3 separate regions of the Homo sapiens genome follow, and regions 2 and 3 are each linked to region 1. A link is a contact called in ENCODE Hi-C or POLR2A ChIA-PET data. All regions are on one chromosome and are shown on one strand. The core of a region is the stretch at or near the end of the contact, and the rest is flanking DNA. Distances in the headings are between cores, read along the strand shown.

Region 1 (4,908 bases), core at 930-3,429:
GATATTATTTGGATCTTTGTTATTGTCTACTATACAGATATTGTGTCCTGTCTTTTATAACAGTAGAAATGTGGAATTCCAAAGCTCCTCCCCTAGAATCCTGGCTCTTCTCAGAAAGCATACCCCACACACAGGGGGACTGAAAGTAACAAGTGTAACAGGCAGAAAAGTGGTGAAGCTGAGTCCAGGGGCCCAAACAGGAACTCCTGCCTGTAACCAGCTGATGCGAACTTTTATCCTTCAGGAAAAAGTTTTTCACTTTCGGCATTATATTATGTTTAAAATTACCAGGTTATACAATAAGTTGATGGATGGATGGATGGATGGATAGATGGATAGATGGATGGATGGATGGATGGATGGATAGATGGATGGATGATAGATAGATAGACAGATAAATTGATTTTTGATCCTTTGCCAAGCTTCATTTCTATTTTATTATCCCACCTTTAATACCTCAAGCTGGCTAGCTTCCTAAATTAATACTAAAGTTCTGAAAGAAACTTTAATAAAAGAAACATTCTGAACTCTCTCCCATTCTTAAAGAATGCTAGGATAAAAACTGATTAAAATTTCAAAATAGCATTGGTGTAGAATGTGCCCCAGTAGTCTGAGGAATTAAAGTTGGGTTTGTTTTTATTCAATTACTTAGCACAGATAACCTAGCAATCACTGTTCACAAAAAGGGAAATTATTCCTGTAGGGAAAAAAAATTAAGCCATGAAAGAGTAGCTGTTTTGTTTTTTTCAACCACTAGTACAATTAGAGTTGGTTCTAATCTGCCACTCCTTGTCAATTACACAATCTACTTTTGTAACAGACTTACCTTTTCAGAAAGCAGCTCACTTAAGGTAGGTAGTAGTTTTTCTCTGTCGTACTCAAAACTGACTAGGCTAGTTCATGTCCAAAAGCTTGGTCAAATGGCATTATTAGATAACCACTCTTACAAACATCAGGTACTATTTATTTCTTTATTTAGAGACAGGTTCTCGCTTTATTGCCTGGGCTCTGGAGTGCAGTGGTGCAATCAGCGCTCCCTGTAGCTTTGACCTCCTGGGCAAAAGTGATCCTCCCACCTCAGCCTCCTGAGTAGCTGGGACTACAGGCACATGCCACCACACCCAGCTAATTTTTATATTTTTTGTAAAGACAGGTTCTCCCTATGTTGCCCAGGCTGGTCTCCAACTCCTGGGCTCAAGTGATCCTCCCACCTTGGCTTTCCCAGAGTTCTGTGATTACAGGCATGAGCGGCAGCCCTGGGCATGGTACATTTTGATACTCTCAACAAACACATAGGCTGAGTTACTAGTTATAGTATATGTTTTTTGTTTGTCTGGTTAGGTTTTTCTTGAGACAGACTCTCACTCTGCCTTCCAGTCTGGAGTGTGGAGTGCAGTGGAGCGATCTCAGCTCACTGCAACCTCCACCTCCCTGGTTCAAGTGATTCTCCTGCATCAGCCTCCCGAGTAGCTGGGATTACAGGCATGCGCCACCACGCCCGGCTAATTTTTGTTATTTTTAGTAGAGATGGGGTTTTGCCATGTTGGCCAGGCTGGTCTCAAACTCCTGACCTCACAGTGATCCACCCACCTTGGTCTCTCAAAGTGCTGGGGATTACAGGAGTAAGCCACCATGCCTGGCTAGTTACATGTTTTATATCTAAGTGAGGATCACCTACCTGTTAAGAATATATTTATTATAGAATGAAGAGACGCTGCATTTAAAAGAGACAATTGGATACCACTGCTGTCATATTTTAATAAAACCACACTCAAAATAGATTTTTCTTAGAAAGTTACTGGAAATGTAATCCTACAATGTAACTTAAAAAAGACCTTTCATTCTTTCTGCATATGTGAAATAATATCCTATTTGGAGAATTTCTCTTTAAAGACTGCAGACAAGTTATGCTACATGTAACTACCACGAAAGAGTAATTGCAACAGCAGAAAGTACTTGCCTTTACTATGGCTAAGCTGATACAAAATTTCCTCAATTATTTTACATTTGGTGACTGTAGGAGGGGGAAAGCCTCCGCAGCCTTATGAAGCAACCAAAACAAAATGCAAAAGGAGCCTGAAATGTAGGGGCAGGGGGAACTGGGTATAAATGGAAAGCATACATCCTGTTTTTTTGCTGTAGAGTTTTGTCTCAAACTATCAATCAACTTTTCACCACTTCCTGCAATAGCAGGTCTACTATAAATCTCAGAGTAACCGACTAGGTTTCATTTCCTCTGCCCAAACCTAGAAGCCTGCCAGGCATGACATACTGAGACTAGAGCCCACAATTGATCACAGAGGACAAGACTCCAGTGAGGCAATTCCAGACAGTTCAAACTGGATGCTTACTGGCTAACTCGGCCTTTTAATTTCATAGCATACAAAACACACAATCTCAGGTTCTATCTGGGACCAAACAGTAGATCAAATTTCTTCTCTTTCCTTTTTTTTTTTTTTTTTTGAAAGATGGGGTCTCACTGCATTGCCCAGGCTGGAGACCAGTAGTCAAAGGAGCAGTAATACCACAATACAATGTTGAACTACTGGCCTCAGCAGCCCTCCTGCCTCAGCTTCCCAAGTAGGTGGAACTACGGGTACGTGCCACTGAGCCCGGCTTCAACTTTCTGAAGGGCATTTACTGCACATCAATGGTAGACTGGATAAAGAAAATGTGGTACATATACACCATGGAATACCATGCAGCCATAAAAGGAACAGGATCATGTCCTTTGTAGCAACATGGATGGAGCTGGAGGCCATTTTCCTTAGCAAACTAATGCAGGAACAGAAAACCAATTACCGCATGTTGTCACTTGTAAGTGGGAGCTAAATGATAAGAACACATGGACACATAGAGGGGAACAACACACACCAGGGCCTATCAGAGGGTGGAGGATAGGTAGAGGGAGATGATCAGGAAAAACAACTAATAAGTACTAGGCTTAATACCTGGGTGGTGAAAATAATCTGTACATCAAACTCCCATGACACAAGTTTACCTATATAACAAACCTGCACGTGTCCCTGAACTTAAAAGTTAAATTTTTTTAAAAGGGCTTTTATGATAATGACATATCATAATTCCTCTCTATTGAAAAGAACCAGTTCCATACTTTAGGTTCCTTGGCCCAAAACACATGTATGTAGCCTGATCTAAAGGTAATGCACTGGCTTTAAGTAGAAGTTGCTGGTGAAATTCCTATCTTGAATCTGAGAGCCGCCAAGAAAAACAAATACCAATGGATGCACAGAGGAACCTGAAGCTGTCTCTTCTTATTCTATAACAGTGAGAAGCACTTCCAGCGCAGCCATTAACAAAAACATTCAATCTCTAAGAACAAGAAACGACTAACTTAACACAAGGAAGGCTGCAAGCTAAAGAGTTATTTAAACCATATCTAGTTTGGGCCAATAACACAACTTCTCATACAAATTTCAACTGGTTTTTATGCCATTTCGTGGGCATAGGCTCTGAGAAACATCATCTAGTCCATGGATCAGCAGAATCATTTTCTGAAAACTCCCTGTATTAGTTTCCTAAGGCTGCCATAACAAACCACCAAAAACTGGTAGCAGAAAACAAAATATATAAATTTATTTTTCACAGCTCCTGAGGCTACTATTTTTTCTTTTTTTTTTTTTTTTTTCCGAGATGGAGTCTCATTCTATTGCCCAAGCTGGAATGCAATGGCACGATCTCGGCTCACTGCAACCTCCACCTCCTGGGTTCAAGCAGTTCTCCTGCCTCAGCCTCCTGAGTAGCTGGGATTACAGGCACTCACCACCACGCCCGGCTAATTTTTGTATTTTGGTAGAGACAGGGTTTCACCATGTTGGCCAGGCTGGTCTCAAACTCCTGACCTCATGATCTGCCTGCCTTGGCCTTCCAAAGAGCTGGGATTACAGGCGTGAGCCACCGCACCTGGCCAAGGCTACTATTAATAGTCCAGAATTAAGGAGTCAGCAGGTTTGGCTCCTTCTCAGGGCAGAATCCCTTCCATGCCCTTCTCTTAGCTTTTGGTGTTGCTGGCAATCCTTGGAGTTCCTTGGCTTGTAAATGCATCACTCCAAGCTCTGCCTCTGTTGTTCAGGGTGTTCTCCCTATGTGTTTGTGACTTCACATGGCCATCTTCACTCTGTTTGTGTCTTAGTGTCTCTTCTTTTCTTATGAGGTTACCAGTTATGGTGGATTAAAGGCCCACCCTACTCTAGCATGACCTCATCTTAACTAATTACATATGCAATGACTCTATTTCTAAATAAGGTCACATTGTGAGGTTCTGCAAGGACATGAAGTTTGGAGGGACATCACAGGGCATCACTATAACACAGTACACCCTGTAGAGCTGAAATCAATAGTGGAGATGCTCATTAATAGAGGATAATAGACCAGAAAAAAGTAAATCAACTTAAAATGGAGACCAAAATTTAATAGTAAATAATGATGATAAGGTTAAAACTTCACCTTGAGGCTGGAGGCAGCAGCTCACACCTGTAATCCCAGCACTTTGGGAGGCCAAGGTGGGCGGATCACTTGAGGTCAGGAGTTCGAGACCAGCCTGGCCAACATGGGGAAATCCTGTCTCTACTAAAAATATAAAAATTAGCCGGGTGTGGTAGCAGGTGCCTGTAATCCCAGCTACTCAGGAGGCTGAGGCAGGAGAATCACTTGTACCTGGGAGGCGGAGGTTGTAGTGAGCAGAGACTGCAGCACTACACTCCAGCCTCAGCAACAGAGGGAGACTCTTGTGTCAAAAAAACAACAACAAAAACCAAATACTTCACCTTGAAACAAAACTACAAACTACAAAAATAAATTGATGAAATATTTAACAATGTTAACAATATGTAGGTTAAAACTGCAACCATGTACTAATTCTCAAAAACAGCAAAGAATGAACCAAAT
Region 2 (4,908 bases), core at 629-3,128, 690 kb after region 1:
TGGACGTGAGCTGAACCTTCCCTGCTTCTGGCCAACCTCTTGACTATATATATATATATAAAGAATTGCAATATATATATATATATATTAGATATATATATTAGATCTAATATATATAATTTTGCAATCCATTTATTTGTCTCTGTATTCACTCCCATCCCCAAATTATTTTCATGGTGGAGAAACAAACTTTGTGCCCCTTCTTCAACTGCAAAACCTTGCTCTGCCCTCCCTTCAGTTGCACTGCTTCTCTTAGTCTGTGCAGGAAATCGAAGCCTCGTGCCCTCGGACTCAAGGCTCTCCCAGACCTCCATCCCTCCCACTCGTGCTGTCTGTCCTAGCTTCCTGTTGCCTGTCTCCTCCCTCTCCAGGCCGACAGAGGTTTCTCAAGACATTCTGAAGGCTCCCAAATCTGCCACTCCCCAGTCTTCTCCCTCTCCCTCCTTTTGCTGACACGTTCCTCCATAGAGCAGTCTACACTTAACTTCTCTTCTTTCTCACCTCCACCCATTCTCTTTGGTTTGCCCTCTGCAATCCTTCCTCCATAGCCGAACACACACTACTATAGCTGTCCCATCTGGGGTCATAATGACCTCCCAATTGCCGCAACCAAGAGCTTGTTGTAAGTCCTCCATTCAAACTATCTAAATAGGAGGACGTGGAGGTCCATAGTTCAAGATTTACCTCCACTGGCTTTAGAGATAATTCAGTTGCAGTCCAAAAAGATTACTTACCGGCGGAACTGAGATGTGGCCCCAGCCTTCTGTTAACCATGTTGATGTTCTTTCTCCTAAAGACCACCACCTGCCTTGACCTTCCCTGTAACACCTGACCCTGTTGACTCTACACTCCTTCTTAACTCTTCCCTGGTCCTTTCATAGTATACATTCCTCATCTACCCAGATCCCTCTGGTAATGCCTGCTAGCTCCTTTTCCTCTTGCATTCTACATAAATATAGATATGCCCTAAATATCATAGCTTTTCCAGTAGTAAGGATCATATCTAGCACACACATTTTCTTCTTCCCACCTCTCTTCTGTCTCCATATACTGCCAGTGGGAGTTCAACCTATTAGAAATGCCCTCTGACAACCAAAAACATCCTTCTCTTTCATCACCCGTAAATAAGCACCTACCATGTGAGATTCAGCACAGGAGGGGAATCTGGGATCAGACTGCCTAATTTCAAATCCCAGCTCAGCTTCTTTAGCACATGCCATTGTGACCTGGCAAGATTCTTCCCAAGTCTTCATTTTTTCTTCTAACCACCTACGATTGTTGTGAAGACTAATGAGAAATTACTCATACAGAGTTACTCAGTGAAGTGGCTGGCTTGCAGCATTAATGGTAAATGCTCAGTAGATTTTAGTTTTCTTCCTTTCTTTTTTACATTTTCACTTTTAATGTTTGCTAGGGATGATGCTGAACCCTAGTTCCATCCCTTGTATAGCTCAGCGTCTGGTGTAATTAAACTTTAGATGTGCCACAGCAGCTGTCTGCAGAGTAGATGGGGAGAAAGGAGTGAAGAGTTAATTCTACTTAGGGCATCAGAAAAACCTTCATTTGAAGAGCTAAACACTAATCTCAATCTTGTTTTTTTTTCCTGGGGACTAAGCTGCTATACAGACCACATGTAAACTTTATTTAATAGAAGCTTCACAAGTGAGCAATATCATGGCAAGAAAAAAACATTTAGAACAGAATTGTTCAGACATTGGGGTGCATTTAGCTACTAGGGTGGGCAAGAAACATAGGCCAGAATAATTTGTGGCTACCCCTGAGGATATTCACAGTATGTAACACCTCAAGCCAGAGAAGCCATGGAAACACCTGGTGTGATACATCTGTACTTGTGGCACGAAAGTCAGGACAGGCACCTTTTATATTTAAAACCAGTCACCATGACTACCACAACCCAGTTTCTCATGCTACCACAAACCTTCTATTTCTCACTGCAATGTGGTGTGTGGCATGGTTGGAGTCACAAGACTGATTTTCATGGGACTTTGAACCTCTGATTCTTATGTTTCTTTGAGTTTCATTTTAAGCCTGGTCTTTGCAGAGAAAGGGGGAAGAAATCACAGATAATTAAAGCATAAAATATTCTCATTTCATGGTGGGGCTAACAAGTGAAACTACAAGTAATGATGTAATCCAACTTGTCAAAAAGGGAAATGAAAAGAGGAGACAGAAGGCAGGACAGAGCCTTGGGACCCAGCGTGCCATGTCATCTTCTAATTAACTAACTGATCCTTTAAACTGTCAAACTCGGCGAGGAACTCCATGGCCTGGCATCTGATTAATATTCATATTCGGGCACTGGATGCTCTGATTTAAGTCCCAACGGCTGTAGTTAAACATCAGTCTTTAAAAAAAAAAAGAGAGAGAGGGAAATAAAAACCTGCCTGGTGAACCAAAGTCTCCAGGTTTTACATTCATAGGGAAATGAGGGAAGGCCACACTGAGTTCCATAATCCACAGTGCGAGCAAATCCTCCGTGGATGCATATTGATTTCTGAATCATGATGAGGACTTGTATATTGAACAAATAATTATTTTGCTTCTTTCTACTGGCAGCCACATTGTTAATCATATCCCACGCCTCACTGTTAAATAAGCGAACAACGCGTGTAAAATTACATAGCATTCGGTAATATAATCAAGCTTTTAATTTCAAACAAAAATAATTGAATATGTAATTTAATTAAAACAGGCTAGAATCCATCATTCAGTTAAACTGTAATAAGTGGCAGCCTGGACTTTTATTCTTATGGCACAGGCTGCAAAAGAATATATTGCCTCCCTTAAATTGACTTCTCGACTAAAAAATGCTTCAGTCTGGGGTGTAAGAAAAGCCTGTTCTAACTGCATGCTTTACGTAGATGAGGCAATTGACTTAAAAAACTCAAACCAGCACCCCTAGACAGAGTCTCAGTCTGATTCACACTCCCAACCACCAACAGCTGGGCAGCACACGCCATAGGTACCTCCTCTGGAGGACGATGATGAGAAGGGTCCTTAGGAGGCACTGGATGGACTGTGCCTTTTCCTTTACTCTCAGTTCTCTTTTTATTAATTAAAGACCTCTGAAGGAAGAAAATAAGTCAGCCCAGTTCCACTGCAAGTTCTAACAGCATTGGTTTTTGGAAAATGTTTCCTAAGATATTTTTATATTTAATGTGAGAGAGGCTTCCCTCTCATGATGCCAGTCCATTCTACATTACTGTGTTCTACATTGACATGCCACTGATCCCATATGCCTTCTCAGTAGCAATTCTTCCTTACCCTATAGAGCGTACTAAACATTCTCAAGCCCTTGTTAAACATACTACTTAGCTATTCTCCAAGTTATATTTAAAAATGGGTGACATTGCTCATGGATGTGCAGATTGGCATCATAATCAATACACACACAAAATACAAAAGGTGTGGTAAGAGCTAGGCTCAAGCTGATCAGTGCAGCCAATAGATATCGAGGCCTATCACGTAATCAGGCACATTAATAAGTCACGATTCATTTTCTTTTTAGCAGGGAGGACATGCTATACATCTAATCAGTATATTTTTAATAAAGGAATAGCCCACTTGTAATAAATACATACATACATTCCAAATAGCTTGTGTGATTTTCCAAATTGAGCAAAAAATGTGGTCAAACTGGTTTAGGGTACAAGTTTAAATTCCAAAAGGCATTTTTGCATTTCTGCTAACTAGAGTAGGAAGAGGAGGAAAACCATCCAACAGCACCATTACTATCTCTGCATCACACCTGCCTTTGAAAGATCAGAACTGAAAAGGCAGACTGGCTGGTGCTGCCCATCAGAAGCCTTAATTCTTTTCACCCTCTGGATGAGACCTGCAGAATCAACAATCAAAAAAGTTCTTCCGCTGATAATTATTCTAGGATGATTTGGAATATTTCTCATGCTCTTTAAAAAAAAAAAAGCTGGCACATCTCAAATTTCACCCACACCCACCTCTATTTGGAGTTTTCAGGCCATTGGGGAAACCTACCGTCACCGCCAATCCTGACCTGTAAACTGCAAGTCAGGAGGAATCCAATAGGATGGCAGAAACAGTCTTGACATCTCACTTCAGAAGACAATGTCAGTGCACTGCTTGCCAGATGACATCCTATGCTGTGTTCCTCGGAGCTGCAAATACTTCTTCCGGGTGGGGAGCAGGCCCCTGGGACACCGAAACTGGCTCACATCCACAGGCAATATAGTAATTAATGGTGTCTTTCAGGGCAAGCGCAGTAAAAAAATAATTGCTCTCAAATTTTTACTGCTAATAAATGATTGGTACAGTCAATATTTGTGTTGTTGGGAGTGGATGTGTGGCTCTATGTGTTAGAGGATGAGGAGGAAAGTCTTTTGGATGCAAATATCCAAACCAGTCTATCAGCTCAGTTAATAACTCTGACCTGCCAGACCACAAGTGCTGAATATGTTGACTTTAAATGTCTACAGGGAACATATGTCATGGATCAGAGAACACACTGATTAGTCCAACAGAGACCAAAGTCTGTCACTTTGGTCATGGTGCAAAGATGTGCCAAACAGGGTCACTAAAGAGAGTAAATAAATGGGAGAAAAATACCAAAGCAAAGTTGGTTTTAGAGAGAGGCTGAGCTGCCAACTACCTGGCTAAATGCTATTTGATTAGGTAAAATATATTTCCTGCCCCAGCACACCTGCCCACTGTGTTAAAACATCGCTTCCCCTTTCTTAAAATAACTACCAGCTTGCTGATGCCAAGTAACTCTCACTCATGTCGTAATCATTTACTATCATATGATAGGTCATCAGCTTTCTGCCTATTGAATCCCGCAGATGCTCTAGCTTCTCATCACACACACACACACACACACAGCCTTATAAACAGAGATTTAAAGATGACTGTGCT
Region 3 (4,908 bases), core at 1,722-4,221, 680 kb before region 1:
AATCTGTATTAGTCTCTTTTGCTGCTATAACAAATGACCACTATCGGAAGAACCAGCCCCAATATTTCAATGTAGGTTCTTTTCTATTTCCCCTAAGTGTTGGCCAGTCTGCGAAATAAAGAGAAAGAGTACAAAAGAGAGAAATTTTATAGCTGGGCCTCCGGGGGTGACATCACATGTCGGCAGGTTCCATGATGCCCCTTGAGCCACAAAACTGCAAGTTTTTATTAAGGACTTCAAAAGGGGAGGGGGTACGAATAGGGAGTGGGTCACAGAGATCACATGCTTCCTAGGGCAATAAAAGATCACAAGACAAGTGGCAGAGCAAGATCACAAGGCCAGGGCGAAATCAGAATTACTGATGAGGTTCCATGTCCTGCTGGGCACACATTGTCATTGATAAACATGTTAACAGGAAACAAGGTTAGAGAGCAGACAACTTGTCTGACTAGAATTTGCCAGGCTGGAATTTCCTAATCCTAGCAAGCCTGAGGGCACTGCAGGAGACCAGGGCGTATTTCATCCCTTATCTTCAACCGCATAAGACAGACACTCCCAGAGCGGCCATTTTACAGACCTTCCCCTGGGAATACATTCCTTTCCCAGGTTTATTCCTTGCTGGGAAAAGAATTCCGCGATATTTCTCCTATTCGCCTTCTGCAAGAAGAGAAATATGACTCTGTTCTGCCTGGCCCCACAGGCAGTCAGATCTTATGGTTATCTCCCTTGTTCCCTGAAAATCACTGTTATCCTGTTCTTTTTTAGGATGCCCAGATTTCATATTGTTCAAACACACATGTTTTACAAACAATTTGTGCAGTTAATGCAATTATCACAGGGTCCTGAGGTGACATATATCTTCAGTTTACGAAGATGATGGGATTAAGAGATTAAAGTAAAGACAGGCATAGGAAATTATAAGAGTATTGATTGGGGAAGTGATAAATGTCTGTGAAATCTTCACAATTTATGTTCTTCTGCCACAGCTTCAGCCGGTCCCTCCATTTGGGGTCCCTGACTTCCCACAGCAGACGACAAACACAGTGGGCTTAAAACAATGTGAATTTATTATCCTATAGTTCTGGAATAAAAATACTGGGCTAAAATCAAGGTGTCAGCCTATCTTCCTTTTGGAGGCTCTAGGGGAAAATCTGCTTCCTTGCTTTGTCCAACTTCTAGAGACTGCCGGCATTCCTTGGCTTGTGGTCCCTTCTTCCAGCTTCAAGGCCAGAAGTGTGGCATCTTCTCTTTTCTCTGACCTCAGCTTCCATCCTTACATCTTCTCTCTCTGATTCTGATGCTTCTGCTGATCTCTCACAAGGACTCTTCTGATTACATTGGGCCCACCAGGATAACCTCCCCATCTCAAGACCCTCAACATAATCACATCTGCAGAATTCCTTTTACAGTGGAAAGTAATATATTCACAGGTTCCAGGGATTAGGATATGGACATCTTTGGAGGGCCATTATTATTATTATTATTTAATTTAAAAAGAGACAGTATCTCACTATATTGCCCAGGCTGGTCTTGAACTCCTGGGCTCGAGTGATCCTCTTTCCTCAGCCTACCAAAGTGTTGGGATTACAGGTGTGAGCCACCGTGCTGGCCTGGAGGCCATTGTTCAACCTGCAAAAATATGCTGTCTGTTCCCAAAGTTTTATGTCTATCTCAACTGCATTGACCCATTCTTAAAAACTCCCAACCCATTACAGCAATCAACCTGAATCCAAAATCTCATCTAAGTCTTATCAGGTCAAAAGTTTCATTTCTCATCACATAAATCATCGAATATAGGCATGGGTGAAGCTCTGGGTATAGTCCAGTGTGTGGCACAATTTCTCTCTATCTGTGGACCTATGAAGCTAGCAAAGAAATTATCTGCTCCCAAAATACAAAATGAAACACACTCCACCAGGGTAACAGCACTCCCATTCAAAACGAGAGAAGAAGGAAAGAAAAAAAAGAGTCCCTGGTCCCAAATGTTTTCTAAATCCAACCAGAAAAACTCCATTAGGTTTCAAGGCATGGCTCTCAGCTCTGCCTTCAGAGCCTATAAGGTCTGCTCTCACAGTCATCTTTCCTTCTTCATAAAGGGTAATACTTGTTTGCAGCTGTAGTTTCACCCACCTGTTTCCTGTCTGTAGAATTTTGGTGATCTGACAACCTTCTTTCATTTTGTTCTCTCTGTCCCTTTCAGGTCAAGCTGGCAGTGTTTTGGGGCACATACCATTCTTAAAAGCCTTGTGAGTTTCCTGCATATGTCACATGGACTCACTCCATTTGACCATCAGGCCAAATCAAACCTATTGCCTCTTTTTGTAAATGAAGTTTTATTGCAACACAGACACACCTACCTGTTCATTTACATATTGTTGATGGCTATTTACATGATATAACAGAGTGAAGGGTTGCAACAGAGACAGTGTGGCTCAAAAGCTGAGACTATTTACTATCTAACCCTTTTCAGAAAATGTTTGCTGATGACTGGCCCAGAGCCAAAACCCAAATAAGTAGTAGCGTTTAAACAAATGACAGGCTTGGGTGGGTTGCAAAAGCGGGGCCGCTTGGAGGTAGTGAATATTTCAGATGTTGTGCGGGAGGTGTGAGGAGAAAAGTGAGAAGCGGTGAGGGACGAAGGAAGAGGAAGTGAGAGCCATGGACTTCAGAAGTAAACTTGAACTTCTTGGCAAGTTACCTTGGAAGCCTGGGGCCAGGGTCATTAAGCAGCAAGATTACCATGAAGGAAAAGAGTGAACCAAAAGAAAGTAAGGGGAGAAATTCAAACTGGGCTCAATTGTGACAGAAAAGAAAAATCACACCTAGAGCAGTACACTGAGTCCCTTAGTATGCAAGAACCACATTGCCTCCTCCTCATCCTCCCTCTGAAAAGAAGCCCGCTGTGCACACCTATGGGACAGCCTTTGCTTAATTCTATGTGCCAGCGGCAGCTTCCCAGTAAGCCTTCTCCCCTTTGCTTTTGCTCCGTGGAAATGAGAACACGCCAAGGGTGACGTTTGTGTGTGGGTTTTGGCGCTTTCACAAAAAGCTTCATTAGCCTTATTTAGAATATGATTGCTCCTTCAATCCCTGTGCATAAATGGATTTCAGGTGACCATGCCTGTCACAGGCCCCTGCTCGCCTGGTTACTGGCTTGAGGTATTCTTTGGTTTAAACAAAGCAGGACAAATAAAGAGCAAAGACCCACTCAGGGCCCTAGATGTTCATAGAAACTGATTTCCCCTTAAAAAAACAGCTCACTGTGGGAGTTGTAAATAGGAAGAAATGAACCATTTAAGAGAGTCTTTGAGACTACTGCCTGTTGGAATGGAACCAGTTTGGGGTTTGGGGTGGAGGTGGCATGTCAAATTTGTGGTTACTTCCTAAACACACACAAACTGTTTCAATATCTGATTTGAATATGCTACAACTGCCCCCTGCCAAAACCCTGCCCAGCAGTCTTTCTCCCCACAAACAGCTAAGCCAAGAACCCCAGGACAATTTGCTGTCTGTGCTGATAGACTATCTGGGGTTTCTAAAGCAGGCGATGTATTCTATTTCAGGAAATCAGACCAAATAAAAATCATTCCAATTAAAAAGTGCCACTGGGCAAGTAGAACAGCAAGTGCCCACCTCACACAAAACAGACCAACCACAAAGTGCAGGCTTTCATATATGTTGTTGATGGCAGAGTCACTGCCTTAGAGCCTCGAGTTTATTCAATGGGATAAAAGTTGCCTGGTAAATTGGGCTGAGAGGATTTTTTCCCAGAAGGCCATCACAAGGCATTTTGATGTACTTATCATTTACAAGAGCCTAGAGGAATCTAAAAGTGATTTTGATTTCAAATACTATAGAACCCAGTTATTATATAGCTTATTAATACTGAGCTTCAAATAACCATCAGATATATTCTGAGACACACACATATGCACACACATACACATACACACACATACACACACACACACCCTCTGTACAGGCTTGTAATATGAGGCCTGTGATGGTGATGTCTCATGTTATTTAGGGAGTCGGGTTCTAAATTTCTACAAAGATGAAAATTGTGTACAGTTAAAGGTGCATTTGGAAAATCCCTTCAAATGCCCACTAGCACAGTGAGGTGCTTGCACCGTGAGAGGTAGGAAGTAAATCTGATTACTTCAGCTCTCACATGCCCCTTGCAGGTGAGGATGGGCAGAACCAACACCATGTCAGCCCTCTTTTTCACTCTTCTTGCTGAGGGCATGGAGATGAATTCACTTTAGTTAACTGTATAGGTTATATAATTTCACCTTGATCAGCTCACCCCCAGGAGGGTTAGTCCTGTCTACAAATACAAAAGCCACTCGTGTCTTTTTTGTAGGAAAAATTCCTCACTACCTGGTAAGGAAGACCCTCCATTGTCTCAGCCACTAAAAACACTCCCAGTGTCTTCCATCCCTTTTTCTTCCCCTTTCTCTCCTAAAAAGACTGACTTTGGCTTTTGAAAATTGGTTAAACCTTCTCTCTCTCCCTCTTTTCTCTCTTTCTCATTAGCATTTCTAAGTGTAATGTTCAAAGCTTCCAATGGGGACAATGCCCTGAAATTTCAGACAGCTCCAAAGGACTCCTTCCCACGCTGATGTAGGCACTTGAGTTTTGAATTAGCAATTTCCCAGCACAACCTGAATTCTAGAAGTTAGGTTACAAGTGGATTGATGAACTTTATTATTCAGACCTTTTCAGTTAAAAGTGCCAGAAACCAACTCAAAGCTTAAGTAAAATGGGGAAGTTTTTTTGACTCATGCGAGTGAAAATTTGAATGTGGTATTAGCCTTGGGATGCTAGTGAATCGAATGACAAGGATCTCTTTTCCCTCCCCTTGCCTTCCTCTTTTCCACTGTCCCTTCCTCCCTCCCCATCTCTTCT

What was found. Hi-C counts contacts between places; a loop is a spot of excess contacts on that map. ChIA-PET counts read pairs that join two places held with the same protein, here RNA polymerase II (POLR2A). Pooled maps may share reads with other maps.
Region 2: a loop to region 1 is called in a map with no recorded cell type, with 12 times the contacts of the local background. The contact joins two enhancer-like sites. A Hi-C loop is called at or near these places in 5 of 37 single-sample maps with no recorded cell type and 5 of 50 pooled maps.
Region 3: a pooled map shows a loop between it and region 1 (12-fold over the local background). The contact joins two enhancer-like sites. A Hi-C loop is called at or near these places in 11 of 37 single-sample maps with no recorded cell type and 6 of 50 pooled maps. POLR2A ChIA-PET finds 5 or more read pairs at or near these places in 1 of 52 experiments (OCI-LY7).

The regions. Positions count from the first base shown.
Region 1 is chr3:72,754,937-72,759,844 of GRCh38, forward strand. All of the region lies in intron 10 of SHQ1 (SHQ1, H/ACA ribonucleoprotein assembly factor), which reads right to left. Among named protein-coding and RNA genes, the nearest start is that of SHQ1, 91 kb to the right of the region's middle. Within about 2 kb of position 2,180, at least 3 of the 41 ENCODE cell types and tissues checked have a DNase peak (open chromatin) inside an H3K27ac peak, as active enhancers do.
Region 2 is chr3:73,446,998-73,451,905 of GRCh38, forward strand. The region is part of intron 3 of PDZRN3 (PDZ domain containing ring finger 3); the gene reads right to left. Among named protein-coding and RNA genes, the nearest start is that of PDZRN3-AS1, 170 kb to the right of the region's middle. RefSeq lists an enhancer at 2,001-2,070. Within about 2 kb of position 1,879, at least 3 of the 41 ENCODE cell types and tissues checked have a DNase peak (open chromatin) inside an H3K27ac peak, as active enhancers do.
Region 3 is chr3:72,075,525-72,080,432 of GRCh38, forward strand. All of the region lies in intron 2 of LINC00877 (long intergenic non-protein coding RNA 877), which reads right to left. Among named protein-coding and RNA genes, the nearest start is that of LINC00877, 22 kb to the right of the region's middle. RefSeq lists enhancers at 2,675-2,764, 2,835-2,964, 3,085-3,134. Within about 2 kb of position 2,972, at least 3 of the 41 ENCODE cell types and tissues checked have a DNase peak (open chromatin) inside an H3K27ac peak, as active enhancers do.